Linked DNA regions of Mus musculus: region 1 is linked to region 2. A link is a loop called in an ENCODE intact Hi-C map of the cell type or tissue named here. Cell type or tissue: left cerebral cortex. All regions are shown on one strand. Links, peaks and the distances in the headings refer to the core of each region. The heading gives the core; the rest is flanking DNA.

Region 1 (2,815 bases), core at 129-2,628, 65 kb before region 2:
TACCACTTGGCAAATGACCCTCTAAAGTACGTCCTCCTGCTAACCACTTTTCATTTGAAAAAAATACATGCATACATACATACATACATGCATGTGTGTGTGTGTGTGTGTGTGTGTGTGTGTGTGTGTGAGAGAGAGAGAGAGAGAGAGAGAGAGAGAGAGAGAGAGAGAGAGAGAGATTTATAGAAGTTTCTTTACCAATTGCTTTTCTTGTGAGGTTTCAGGAGTGTTTACAGAAGGTGAACGCAGTGTTTTTCCACATATGTTTTCAAGGTATGATTTTTTTTTCTTCAGATGACAATCCTTTTGTTATTTTCATGGTGAACTGGGGATTGTGGTGTTGATAGCAGCTGTTGCCCTCCATTCTTGCACTTGGCAGCAGAGATGCATCAGGGATCACCTGTCCCATTTACCCGCAAGCCCACAGTTGGAGAAAATGGGTTTTATGGTTATAGCAATTCAGCTTCAATTAAGAGGGCACCTGAGAATTTGCAAACTCCTTTAGTCTATTAGTTGGTGCAACATTAGCGAATATGGATAAAGGTTTCGTGTGTCCTCTTAATTACTTAAATTCAATTTATCCTAAAACAAGATCAGCTGGCTCCTTTCCAAGTTTTCTCTAGTTGGAGAATTCCATTGACCTTATCTTGGAAAATGTCCCAGGTTTTATTTAGCAGTTAACAACCACTATTAAATTAAAATAAAAAATTGTGTTTTACTGATTACATTTTATGCTGTATTTTTCCATGAATTTTTGATATCTATAAAATATTATATGATAAAAATAACTAATACAGTGGAGTAGAATGCATCATTTTCATTTCCTATGCTACATAAGAAACCTCCACTGGAGATCTCTTACTATAGTGGATTTAGTGAGGGCCCCTTCCCATATGTGTAGTCAGCTGCAGCTATTTGGATATTGGCTGATAAAGCTCTGTATATCAGGTGCTTCAAGATGGCTTTGACTATGAAGAGAGGAGCACCTAACCTCTATATGTGTCGTCTTCAGAAAGGCTAGTCTAGGAATGTTCTCTCAGCAGTGATAAGGGAACAAGCAAGCATAGCTGTACAAACACCTATCAAGTCTCTGCTCTCATTATGCATGCTAATAAGGTATTGGTCCGAGGAATGTATATGGCCATTTCAGTAGTCTGATAGGGTGGGTACTGCAGTTACAGAGCAAAAGACATGGAAATAACCAGAACTGAAATACTGGACCCTGTCCTTGTAAACAGAGCATTACAAAAGCTTCTGTTCTAGTCATGTATGGAAATATATTTCTACTTTCCATGAATTTTGCACATGCCACTCTCCCCCAGCCCTGCTTTTCTTCTTTCACTTTAAATAGCTTGCTCTTATTTTGATCCTGTGTTCCTTTTCCTTATTTTATTCACCCATTTTCCCTTTGTAGCTTCCTTTCTCTTTTGTCTTTCTAGTATTTTTCTTTTCTTCAATCCACCTCCTTCCTTACTGCAGAGAAAATAAAAACAAACCTAAAATTCTTCTGTACATGGATAACTGTTTGAGAGGAATAGTTTTGTGTTGGGGGGTTGCTTTGGGGGCTCTCATTACTGATGAGTTCTTTAGAAAAGGAAACTTTAAAAACTCTGTTTCCCCAGAAGCTTAACTGTGTGGGTGGTTCTGATGTGGGCAGGAAGAAAGTCAAAATGCACTTGTCTTGAAAGAAAAAAAAAAAAAAAAAAAAAAAACAAAACTATAAACCACACACAGAAGCAATGTCTAAATAGATTTCCCTCCCAATTTTTTTAAAGTTATCTCCCAAATTTACCAACTGGAAATTTGAACTTGACTTTTCTTTTTAATTAAAGGATTGGATTAGATTTAGATGCAGGTGGTATTTTCGTTGGTAGTATGTGGTGATAATCATTGTTGCCATGGCTACCTGAAGCATATTCAACAGAATATCACTTCATATTGAAACTTCAAATAAAGACTGTAAAAGTTCTGTGCTACTTATATGGATTTAATTTAGAGGGAAAGGGACTTTTGCATTCAGGCCGTAAACTGTTCCTTAATTTGTCACTGAAAATACAGCTCAGTGTTTGAAACAGGTCAATTTCAGGGGTAAGTAAATTTCATGTGTAGGTTTAGAGTGTTTCAGTAAGTTTCCTGCACAGAATTATCATACATTATACTAAGTGGATAGAAACTTAGCAAAGCTTTAAAAAAGTTATTATGTCAAATACTTAATGAGGGCTTGAGGATTTGTGCAGTTTCAGAGAAGACTCTTGCCTTTGTGTAACCCTCAAACATTGGGCCAACCCTTGATTCAGAAAAATAAAAATGAATAATAAACAATAACAACAGGAAACTTTAAAAACTTAAATCCCATGTGCTTGACAAAGACTCAAAATGTATTTTCTCAAATTCTACTTCTATTAATCTTCCTTGGGGAATCCTGAGTTATGTTCCATGTGGTTAATTCAATATGAAATGCCAATTTTGCTTTTCAAAGTGTATTGTGTTTTATGTTTAAGACGGTGGAGAATTTGATATGATTATCCAGCCAACTGACCCAAACTTTTTTCTATATACATTAAATTGAAGATTTCTACCTGACCATGTCAGTGGATATATTTGCTATGAATTGGCCACTCTCAGACTGATTTTCCTAATCTGTAAAAATGAACCTGTATTACTCATTTGCCAATATTATAAGTACTGAAGGTCATCTTTAGTGAAAATGATTGATAAGTGATGTTAGTAAACACCATATGCATGTAAGGTCTAATTATTAACACAGGTGGCATACTAAACATTGAGGAAAATCAGTTTCCTTCCAGGGAACTTT
Region 2 (2,815 bases), core at 161-2,660:
AGAGCATACTCTGGGACACAAAGCAAATCTTTACAAATCCAAAAAGATTGAAATCACTTCTTGTGTCTTATGTTACCACAGTGCAATAAAACTTAAAATTGACAGCAAACAAATCTCTAGTAAATGTGTTGAGTCACGGAGATTAACTAATTACTGAATGGAGAATGGGCCAAAGCGTAAATGAAGAAATAAATTAAAAATATACTGAAGCTACACAATGAAACTATTGGGACACATGAACAACATTCAAATGACAGAAATCTATATCTCTAAGTCCTACATTTAAAAGGGGGGAACCCAAAAGTTAGAATGACAAGAATTAACCAAATCCAAACCTACTTGACAGCAAGAAATAATAAAAATGAGAGTGGAAATCAGTGAAATAGAAACAAACAAACAAACAAAAAACCAATACAATCAATCAACAATTCTAAAACAATTCTAAAAGCTGGTATTTGGATAGATAAAACAGATTTACAGACAGTTGGCCCAACTAGCCAGAGAAGGAGAGAGAGAGAGAGAGAGAGAGAGAGAGAGAGAGAGAGAGAGAGAGAGAGAGAGAGAGAGAGAAAGAGAGAGAGAGAGGATCCAATAAACATAATCATAAATGGATAGGGAAAAATTTAAAGAAAACACTAAAACATTCAAAATATTATAAAAAAACATTAAAAAAAAAACCTGTACTACCTAAAGATGGATACCCCAATAGAATGGATTTTTAGATTCAGCAAAACTATTAAAAGTAAACTAAAAAATCATCAATCTAAACAGACCCATAAATATTCAAGAGATTGAAATAGCAATAAAAAGCCTTTCAGCTTAAAAAAAAAATAGTTCAGGATCAGATAGATTCACTGGAGAATTCTAGCAGACTTTCAAAGAAGATGTATAGATAGTGCTTCTCAAACTAATATTTATTTTTTAAGTAGAAATAGAAGGAGCATTCCCAAGCTTCTTTTCTGAAGACAGTGTCACTACTGTATCAAAACAAAGAAAGAAAGGAAGAAAAAGAAAAGTTTAGGCCAGTATCCCTGATAAACTTAGACTAAGAAATAAAATACTCAATAAAAAAACTTGCAACCATAATTAAAACATACATTAAAAGGGTTATCCACAATGAAAAAATGACTTCATCCATGATATGAAGGCATGATTAAATATAAATAGTTAATATAAATAATAATATAAAGAAAAAGTTAATATAAATATAATATAAAGAAAAAATCAAATGATCATCTCAATATATTATTTTAAAAAGCCTTTATATATGAGAAATTAACAGACAATATTATCCTAAATGGAATAGAGCTTGAAGAAATCTCAGTGAAGTCAGGGAAGAGACAGGGATGCCCACTAATTTTACTTTTTTTTCAATAATGTGCTCAACATACTAGTGGGAAAAATAAGGAAAGAGAAGGAAATTGATGGTTTGCCACAAAGAAAGAACCAAACTACACCTATTTGCAGATGATATGATACTATATATGAGATCCAAAAATTCTACCAGAAACTTCTAGACATGAAAAACAAATTCACCAATGAGGCAGAATATAGAACCAACTTTCCAATAAAATGCTTTCCAATAAAATAACAACGAACATTCAGAGGAGATCATGGAAACATTTACATTCAAAATAACATAAAATATATCTAAAAAATAAAACTAGAAAATAAAGCAAAAGTGTTCTGCAATGAGATCTTCAAATCTTGGTAGAAAAAGAAAAAAGACCCTAGAAAATGGAAATACAGTCCATTGGATTGATAGAATTAATATTTATAAAAGAATTAATATTTATAAAACTGACCAACTTAAATGCTATTTACAGGGTCAATGTAATTCCAGTCAAAATCTCCATCTCATTCCTTACAGAAATAGAACAACCCTTAAGTTAATATGGAACCACAAAAGACCCCAGATATCCTAAATAATCTTGAATGCCACTCTCCCAAAAAACAGAGCTAGAGGGAGAGAGAACAGCAATATGAACCCACCAGTAGCCCCAGAGCTCCCAGGGACTAAGCCACCAACAAAAGAGTGTACATGGAGGGACCCATGGCTCCAGATGCATAATTAGCAGAAGATGGCCTTGTTGGACATCAATGATAGGAGAGGCCCTTGGTTCTGTGAAGGCTGGATGACCCGGTCTAGGGGAATGCCAGGGCCAGGAAGCAGGAGTGGGTGGGCAGGTGGAGGAGCACCCCCATAGAGGCAGGGGAAGGGGCGAAGGGATAGGAGGTTTGTGGAGGGGTAACTGGGAAGGGGGATAACATTTGAAATGTCAATAAATAAAATAACCAATAAAATATATTACAGACACATAGTTATAAAAAGCATATGGCCTGGCTTACATTTTCAGAGGTTCAGTCCATTGTTATTATGGTGGGAAGTGAGAAGCATGGCATCCTGCAGGTATAATTGGTGCTGCAGGAGTCAAGAGTTCAATAATGTGATCTGAAGGCAAGAGAAGAAACTGGACAGAGCTTGAGCACTAGGAACACTCAAAATTCACCTATGAAGTGACACATTTCCTCCAACAAGGCCACATCTCCTAATAGTACATGCCACTTTCCAAGGGCAAAGCCTACTCAAATGACCACAGACCTAAATATAAAATTTGGACAACTTAATTTTCTATTAAAAATGTAGGTAGTATCAAAAATGAGAGAGGTACTTGAAAGAACTTCCTTCCTTCCTTCCTTCCTTCCTTCCTTCCTTCCTTCCTTCCTTCCTTCCTTCCTTCCTTCCTTCCTTCCTTCCTTTCCTCCCTCCCTTCCTCCTCTTCTTTCTTTCTTTCTTTCTTTCTTTCTTTCTTTC

What was found. A loop is a pair of places that touch in the nucleus more often than their neighbours do. Peaks named below come from ENCODE experiments on the same cell type or tissue, not always from the same donor. Only the 100,000 strongest peaks of a DNase experiment are listed, where the experiment ranks them.
Region 1: a loop joins it to region 2, with 3 times the contacts of the local background. A loop is called at or near these places in 2 of 42 quality-filtered maps.

What each region holds. Positions count from the first base shown.
Region 1 is chrX:155,758,163-155,760,977 of GRCm38, forward strand. The region is part of intron 1 of Gm15155 (a long non-coding RNA gene); the gene reads left to right. Among named protein-coding and RNA genes, the nearest start is that of Gm15155, 140 kb to the left of the region's middle. In left cerebral cortex, for the core only: no CTCF peak of the experiment used is centred there; a DNase peak (open chromatin) is centred at 1,238.
Region 2 is chrX:155,823,371-155,826,185 of GRCm38, forward strand. All of the region lies in intron 1 of Gm15155 (a long non-coding RNA gene), which reads left to right. Among named protein-coding and RNA genes, the nearest start is that of Gm15155, 200 kb to the left of the region's middle. In left cerebral cortex, for the core only: no CTCF peak of the experiment used is centred there; no DNase peak of the experiment used is centred there.